2 separate regions of the Homo sapiens genome follow, and region 2 is linked to region 1. A link is an interaction called in ENCODE POLR2A ChIA-PET data of the cell type or tissue named here. Cell type or tissue: A673. All regions are shown on one strand. Links, peaks and the distances in the headings refer to the core of each region. The heading gives the core; the rest is flanking DNA. Region 1 has its middle 40 kb from the start of SYT7. Region 2 overlaps FADS2 (fatty acid desaturase 2).

What was found. Peaks named below come from ENCODE experiments on the same cell type or tissue, not always from the same donor. Only the 100,000 strongest peaks of a DNase experiment are listed, where the experiment ranks them.
Region 2: POLR2A ChIA-PET joins it to region 1 with 9 read pairs; 2 of 35 experiments call an interaction of 5 or more read pairs at or near these places.

Annotation. Positions count from the first base shown.
Region 1 is chr11:61,619,356-61,623,738 of GRCh38, forward strand. It overlaps the pseudogene RPLP0P2. Among named protein-coding and RNA genes, the nearest start is that of SYT7, 40 kb to the left of the region's middle. In A673, for the core only: no CTCF peak of the experiment used is centred there; no DNase peak of the experiment used is centred there.
Region 2 is chr11:61,851,616-61,855,998 of GRCh38, forward strand. The region is part of intron 5 of FADS2 (fatty acid desaturase 2); the gene reads left to right. Among named protein-coding and RNA genes, the nearest start is that of MIR6746, 24 kb to the right of the region's middle. In A673, for the core only: no CTCF peak of the experiment used is centred there; a DNase peak (open chromatin) is centred at 1,886; H3K27ac peaks cover 4,000 bases.

The sequences.
Region 1 (4,383 bases), core at 143-4,142:
CACGACTTCTCACCATCCTGGGGGTGGAGGCCTCAGGGAAGTTGCTGAAAGGCCGGGCGAGGGCACTGGGCTCCAGCAGGGACCCTTCCTGCTGCAGCAGGCAGCTGGGCTGTGAGCTGTGATGGAGCAGAATGTCACCTGCCCACCCCCTGCCCTTTTTAATGATGGTGAAGCCTGAGAGGGAGGGTCGGTCAAAGTGTCCAGAATGTTAGGGGCATGAGCTCGAGAATCTGACAGACACCCTCTCTGACACATGCCAACTGTGTGACCTTGGGGAAGTCACCAGACTTCTCTGGACATGCTTCCTCATCTGAGAAATGGAGACCTCTCAAGTAAGGTGACTGTGACATTTAAATGAGATAATACATGTAAAGCATGCAGCACCAAGCAAGCACCAATCAGCTCAGCCACATCCATTATCAAAGTTGCTTGACCTGTTAGTGCAGTGGGGACCCAAGCCTCTGGACTCAGTGCTCATGCCAGGAAGTCACACTCCTTCATCAATGACTTGATGCCTCTGTTCCAGATGGGGACATTGAGGCAAAGACAGGTTAATTACCAGGACCAAGGTTACCCAGCTAGGTGGCAGCAAGGCTGAGATCTGATCCCAGGTCTGCAGGCATTCGTTGCCTTTCATGAATTGTTTTGGCCAAAAGGCCCCACCTCTTCCAAACCCGTCTCAAGGTCCACCACCTCCAGGAAGCCCTCCTGGCTGTCTCCAGGGCAGATCTCTCCAACCTCCCGGGCTGCAGAATGTCTATTCCAGACCATAACCTCCTCCCCAGCTCCTGGACAAGTTCTAGAAGGGAGGGCTTGCTTTTTACCTCTGTGAGTCTCTGAGGTTCCATGACGGAGTCCATAGGCATGAAAAATCACTCACTGATCTTTTTTTTTTTTTTTGAGATGGAGTCTCGCTCTGTTGCCCAGGCTGGAGTACAGTGGCACGAGCTTGGCTCACTGCAACCTCCACCTCCCAGGTTCAAGCAATCCTCCCACCTCAGCCTCCCCAGAAGCTGGGATTACAGGCATGCCACCATGTCCAGCTAATTTTTGTATTTTCAGTAGAGACAGGGTTTTGCCATGTTGGCCAGGCTGGTCTTGAACTCCTGACCTCAAGTGATCTGCCCGCCTCGGCCTCCCAAAGTGCTGGGATTACAGGGGTGAGCTTTCAGATACATAGAGAAAGGGAGAGCCAGCAAGTGGGAACAGAAAAGTTAGCTGGGATGGAAAATTAGACCTGGAAGGAAGGAAAGTGTGCATGGCTGGCTCTGTACCTGAGATGGGAGACAGTGGCTTCATCCCAGAGTGGGGATGCCAGGGATGTCCTGGTGAGGAATGGGGCCGCTCCAGGATCAGTCAGGCCTGGAATTGATACCGCCATGTCTGGGTCTCTGGGCCTTAGTCCCTCGTCTGCAGAATGGGGCAGTAAATGCCAGCCTCCTGGAGGTAGGTAGAGGGAGGCTTGAATGAGATGACCGAATGGGGACCAGCGTGCCCCACCCTGTGCCCTGCACAGTCAGCAGCCTCCAGCTTGGAGGGAGCTGGACAGAGCCTGAACCTCTCTGGTCACCTGAGGCAGCCACTCGGGCCCCTCTGCTTCGAGGGCTCTTCGGAGAGAGGAGCCTACGAGGAAGTTATGATGTGGCTTTACCACCCTCCCCCTCTTGGTCACACTGGAGTTCCAGGGCACAACCCCTTAGGGACACCAGCGGGGGTGGCCTGTGGCAGCCCCAACCTTCCCGCACCCAGCCCCTAGTCCACAGTGCCACCAATGCCAGGCTGTCATCAGGGCTCACCAGGCACACATGATCTCACTTAAACCTCCCAGGCAGGTGCTTGCGTCTTCCCATGCCACAAGTGAGGAAACAAAGAAACAGAGGGTTAAGGAACCTTCCAACAGTGCAGAGCTCAGATTCAGACTCAGGCAGTCTGGCCCCAAAGTCTGCACTCAAAACCACTACACTCCTCCACCTCCCTAAACAGGATGAGACCCTCTTCCCGGTGGGCTGGAGTGATTAGACAACTTTACAGGGGTGCGGAGTAATACTTCAAGGTGTGTGCTAGAGAGAGCATGTCTGGGGTGGCATTTCAGAAGTTAATTCCTCACTAGTTCTCTTCCCTGAGGGGGCTCACTGAGTTTGAGTTTATCTCTTGAAATACTGTAACAATCCAGGCACAGTGGCTCATGCCTGTAATCCCTGCACTTTGGGAGGCCAAGACAGGCGGATCACCTGAGGTTAGGAGTTCAAGACCAGCCTAGCCAACATGATGAAACCCTATCTCTACTAAAAATACAAAAAAATTAGCCAGATGTGGTGGTGGGCACCTGTAATCCCAGCTACCCGGGAGGCAGAGGCTGTAGTAAGCTGAGATTGTGCCACTGCACTCCAGCCTGGGCGACAGAGCGAGACTCCATCTCAAAAAAAAAAAAAAAAAAGAAATACTTTAACAATAATACTAACACTGATACTAATACTAACAGCTATCTTCTCTGAGCAGGTTTTATGCGCCACTCACCATCCTGAACTTTGACATGTGTTAATTCGTTTAATACTCATAACAGCCCTAGGAGGAAGGTATTATGAATTTTCTTGTTATCCAGATGAGGAAACTGAGGCTCAGAGAGGTCAAGTCACTGGGCAGCTCCCAGAGCTGGTGGTGGAGTCAAGATCAAACCCAGGCGGTTCTGGGTCCAATCATTCATTTGTCCCATGCTCTCTTAACCTCAAACTTGCCGCCTTTTCCTGCCTTGCCCGTGTGAATGTCCCCTCCCCCCAGGGTGTTGGAAAGTGAGTCCCACCAGGTATGGGGCAGGACCAGGAGGGACCTTACCAGCAACCGGGGTAAGGAGGAATGACCAAGGCATTCCAGCCCCAGCATGGGGGGGTAGGGTGTGGGCTTGGCCTTTGCAGTGTCAGGGATCTGGGCGGCCCCTCCTAGCTCACCTGCAGATCTCCCTCCGCAGGCAGGACTCCCATACCCTGGGAACACCACAAGCCGCTCCTGAAGGCAAACAGAAGACTCAGAGACAGAACAGCAGAGCCTGAGCCATAAGGTAGAGGGGAACATTTCCCAGCCACCTCCTGTTTTCAACACTGCTGGCCCTGGATCCAGTAAGTGGCATGACCATGCAGAGTGGTGCTTGGGCCCCTAACAACTGCTCCCTCAGTTCTGCACAGAGAAGGCTGTTCCCAGAAAGGGCTCCATTAAATCCTTAGCCAAGAGCCACATCTCCTCTGTTTCTGTCTCAGCCAAGGGGAGAGGGCACATGTTCAGTCCACTCCTAGGGTGCTGATCTTGTGGGGGCAGATGGTAGTGTCTTCAGTGAATGGCAGCTTCTTGTTCTTGTGTAGTTATCGTGGCCAAGATAAGACCACACAACCATGTGTTTTGGGAAAGGAGACAAAGAAGCGACCCAGGAATGCCAAAGGGGTCAAATAAAGTTTCTGGGGCTTCCGTGAGCCCATGGCTCTTGGGGCCCTGAGTCATGGGGTCCAGAAAACCAGGCCTGTCTGGATGGGGGGCCTGGCATGGGAATCACGTTCTCATAGGATGTTGCTTGTGATCTGCAACAAACACAGTGCATTTTCAAGCATCTTCCCGTATTGGGGCTGAGATAATGATATTCCAAAGTATGGTGCTGTGGCATGCTGAGTACTTTGAGCTAAAGGAGACTGGAAGGTCTCAGAAGCAGCCTCAGAAGCAGTATCTCTCTCTCTCTCTGACCTGTCCCCACTTTTCTCCCCCAAGGCAGCCATAGAAATGAGAATTCCTCTTCCGTAAGGTAGGTCATAGAAAGTAGAAATATTGGGAGCCGGATGTGGTGGCTCATGCCTGTAATCCCGGTACTTTGGGAAGCCGAGGCGGGTGGATGACGTGAGGTCAGGAGTTTGAGACCAGCCTGGCCACAGTGAAATCTGTGTCTACTAAAAATACAAAACTTAGCCAGATGTGGTGGCGTGTGCCTGTAGTCCCAGCTACTCAGGAGGCTGAAGCAGGAGAATCTCTTGAACCCAGGAGGCAGAGGTTGCAGTGAGCTGAGATCCAGCCTGACGTGAGGTCAGGAGTTTGAGACCAGCCTGGCTAACATGGTGAAGCTCCGTCTCTACTAAAAATACAAAAATTAGCCAGGCATGGTGGCGCACGCCTGCAGTCCCAGCTACTTGGGAGGCTGAGGTAGGAGAATCGCTTGAACCCAGGAGGTGAAGTTTGCAGTGAGCTGATATTGTGCCATTTCACTCCAGACTGGGTGACAGAGATTCTGTTTCAAGAAAAAAAAAAAAAGAAGAAGAAAAGAAAATAGAACTATTACTCTTACCTTCCCCTGCTTTTCTGTGTAGCAGCTGGCCATAAGGAAATTCTCTGACTCCACTTGGTCTGATA
Region 2 (4,383 bases), core at 177-4,176, 230 kb after region 1:
TGTCACATGCCAGTCCCACACACCACAGCAGGGCCAGGTGGGGCGGCCAGGTCCCAGGGCCTCAAGCCACCATCCCAGTCTCCAGAGCAAGGATGCCGGCCAGGGCTTCTATCTCTGGGGACAGATAAGCAAAGCAGCCCTGCCAAGCGGCTCCCAGCACGTGGAACTGTGAATAGCGCGGGCTCCGCAGTAAAGCCCTTTTCCTCGTTTTCTGCATTTTGGTCTTATTGATGCTGTCCAGGAGGATTCTTTTTGTCATATGTAGCAAAGTATATTCACTTTACCCAGAGATTCATTTCTTGTGTGCTTAGAAAGTTCTTCATACATATTATTTTCAGTTCTTTAAGGTTTTGTGTTTCAATCTTTAACTTCTGCCAAATGGGATATGGGTAGGATGATGTTCGGCCTTCACTTTTCTCCAGAGTCGGCCAGTTTTCCCGGCACCCCCATGAGGTGGCATTGCTTCTTCATATGAGGCAGTGAGTGCTCCTGAGCCCGGGCTTGGCCTGGGCTGGGCTGTCTGTCCTCTCCCAGGCCACCGTCTGGATGACTTGGGGGCCACACTCACACTCATTCATCCTTGGCACTTAACTCATTGGAAGCTCGTAGTGGGGTGCCTTTCCCCTTCTCTTTCTCTCTCTTTTTGTTTTTGTTTTTGTTTTTGAGACAAGGTCATGCTCTGTCACCTTGGCTAGAGCGTAGTGGCGCAATCTCGGTTCACTGCAGCCTCAACCTCCTGGGCTCAAGCCATCGTTCTGCCTCAGCCTCCCGAGTAGCTGGGACTACAGGCACCCGCCACCATGCCCGGCTAATTCTTGTATTTTTAGTAGAGATGGGGTTTCACCATGTTGGCCAGGCTGGTCTCGAACTCCTGACCTCAAGTGATCCGCCTACCTCAGCTTCCCAAAGTGCTGGGATTACAGGCATGAGCCACTGTGCCCGGCCAAGGTCTGTACTTCTTTATATGTCTCATGGATGTTTCTTTTAAAACGCAATCCTTATATGTTTTATATTTTGTCATTATGATTGGAGGTTCTCCAGTACTCGGGAAAGCAGTGGATATTGGGGTAGTTATCTTAATTTTCTTTTTTTTCTAAATTTTTGTTTGCATGGCCTTCCAATGAATGGGATAGTTATCTTTTGTCCCGCTAGTGTCCACTTACGTCTCTTCGTAATTCTAGTTGTGTTTCGGTTGATTCTTTTGAGTTTCCTGGGTAGATGATCATATCCTAGAAAATAATGAAAACGTAGTCTCTCGGCCCAGCGTGGTGGCTCACATCTGTAATCCCAGCACTTTGGGAGGCCGAGGCTGGCGGATCACGAGGTCAGGAGATCGAGACCATCTTGGCTAACACAATGAAACCACCGTCTCTACTAAAAATACAAAAAATTAGCTGGGCATGGTGGCACACGCCTGTAGTCTCGGCTACTCTGGAGGCTGAGGCAAGAGAATCGCTTGAACCTGGGAGGCGGAGGTTGCAGTGAGCTGAGATAGCACCACTGCACTCCAGCCTGGGCGACAGAGTGAGACTCCGTCTCAAAACAACAACAACAACAACAACAACAAAACAAAACAAAACAAACAGAAAAAAAGTGTAGTCACTCTTTCTTTCTTCTCTTTCTTTCTTTCTCTCTCTCTTTCTTTCTCTCCCTCCCTCCCTTCCCTCCCTCCCTCCCTTCCTTCCTTCCTTCCTTCCTTCCTTCCTTCCTTCCTTCCTTTCCTTCTTTCTTTCTAATCTGGATGTTGAAGTAGTCTCTTTCTTTCTAATAGCTCCACTCTGTTTTCTGCTTTGGGTTTTATTGCATTGACGGGAAATTTCAGAGCTGAGTTTAATAGCGGTGATATTGGCAGCAGCCTTGTTTTGTTCTTCTTTTGCCATATCCCCGTTTTCTGAGGGGGCTGGTGAGACCATTATCCCGGTAGCAGTGTAAAGGGGCCTCAGAAGCCGTGCGGTGCCTGAGATCCTCCTCCTCCTCCCATCCGGGAAACCACCTCTGCTGCTCTGACTGTCTGAAGCTAACCTCCTGGGCTTCCTGCTTGAGGCAGACCTTCATGAACAGGCTTAAGCCACCCATCCCGCCTTGGGACACACATGCCGCCCTCTCGGGGACCTTGGACTGGGACCTTGCCATTCTGCTCCTGCTGGGGAGGTCGTGCCGCCTGTTTCTCTCTGTGTGTGAGTTTGCAGGTTCCCAGAGGCAGAGACTGGGCTTTGCGACAGCTCCCCTCCCCCAACCCTCGATGGACAAGGAGGGCCCTTGTCATTCCTCAGACATTTTGTTCCAAAGCTGAAAGGTCCCCTCCACATGGCCCGGCATCCCCCAGGCCCTCATCCAAGCCTGGCCTTGAGGTGCATGGAGAGGCCGAGGACAGGAGAGTCAGCCCCGCCGCCAGGGCTGGCTGCACTCCCTCCCTTGCCCCTGGCCTGCGTCTCTGCCTGTCAACCGCAGCCTGGGAAGGCACTGTTGCTGATCAGGGGGAGGTCCATGTGTGCCACCCACACCCTTGGCCGCAGCCCAGCCAGGTGAAAGTCATGTGTCTTCCTTGCCTCTTGGGCTTTCTCTGTGTGTGTGACGGGGACTCCTCTGGAGGAGGAGATGTGTGGGGTCCTCCACTCCCCACACTTGGGGCTCTGAGCCCCCAGTTGGGAAGAAGCCTGACTCTTGTTGAGTGAGTCTGTGGACCGGGCACTGTGATGGGCAGTGTGCGTGCACAACGTCACTTAATCCTTGCTTAACCCGTGAGGCGGGAGCTGTCATCGACCCATTTCATGGATGGAACAGCTAAGGCCAAGAGACATGAAGTGACTTGTTCAAGGTAACAGCAAGGAAAAGGCAACACCACTGTCCGAACCCAAACCATCTGGCTGCAAACCACAGCTTCGGAGTCCTGGGGGCCCTTGTGAAATATGTTTGTTGGGTAGCCCCAGCTTTCTGATCAATTAAACAGCCAGGCACTCACCCCCCTAGCTTGCTACATTCTAAAATACCTCTCCCTCCCTTCCCTGGTCCCATGACTTAAACGGCAAAGCTCTGGCAAAGAACTGAGCGTGGGAAAGATGAGAGCAGAGAGTTAGCCACAGGGCAGGGCTTCGTATCCCAAACCCACAGTTGTACTTTCTGGTTTGGGAGGGGAGTATTGGCCATCCCCCAGCAGAGCCGCTGCAGCTGAGGCCATCGAGATGGGCACAGATGTGTAGTGGTATGTCACCATACGCATGTACATACACGTGCGTGACTGTGATGAGCATTTTGCTCACCGTCCCACAGAGGCCCACTCTGAGGCCTGCTGCTGCCTGGCAAGCAGGACCCCCTGGCTCCCGAGGGTCATTCTGGGGCATTGAAGGGACGCACACTAAAGCCAGCAGTGCTTACCAGCAGAGGCAGCCCCTGTAACCTGTGTTGTCCACCCACAGGCCACCATCACCCATGAGAACAGGGTGCCTACTGTGCACATGCAGCTCCAAACAGACTCCCCAGGTGCCTCCCAGGCCCCCACAACAGCGTGGCCAGCCCTCAGTCCCTCCATAGGATGCCCTGGCCCCTGCTGACCTGCCTGGGTTGCCCTCTGTGCTCACTTCCGAGTACAGCCGGCCCAGCCCGAGAGGGATGGGATGCTCTGTGGGACAGAGATGCGGTGGGGAGGAGCTCTTGAGCAGAGCTGGAGACACTGCATGCCAAGGCTGGGGCTATGAGCCTGCTCCCTGGCCTCTGGGAGAAGCTTAGAGCAGGACTCAGGGGCCTGTTCTGTGGGCCACTGCAGGCCCCGAGACTGGCCACCTCGAGAGCAACGTCTGCAGTGCTGGCTCCTCCAGCAACTCCGTCCACTGGAGACTCATGAAAGGCTCCTGTGAGGCCTCCCTGGCTCGGACCTCTCCATGGCCGGCCTCAGCCCTGGCCTTAATAATAGTCTTCCTGCAAGTGGCCGTCCTTTCTGGGAATGAGTGAGATCCTTGCCAAGGCTCAGGAGGCCACACAGAACAAAGGGACTGTTTCTGGGGGTTCTTCAGCTGGTTGTGCCGTGACCATGGCCATTGGCGCCAAGATGCAAGCCTTGGGGACAGGGTGGACCTGGTTCCCACCCACAGCCTCTTCCCTCAGGAATCCATGCTCTCCCTGTGATTTGGACAATCATTTTACTCACCTGGATGAGAGGGGCACTGGCCTAGGCATCATCCAAGGTCCCTTCCCTCTGTAACTCACTTTGACCTCCTGACTGCAATAAGTATGACTGGACACTATAGGAGGAGGCATCTCTGGCCTTCGGATCCAGGGGTATAGGGAGGGTGACGGGCAGTGTCCTGGGGTCAGCACTTGGCATTATGCCCATGTTCTCATTGGCTCCTCTTACCAACCACTGATTCAAATGCCAGACAAGGCTCA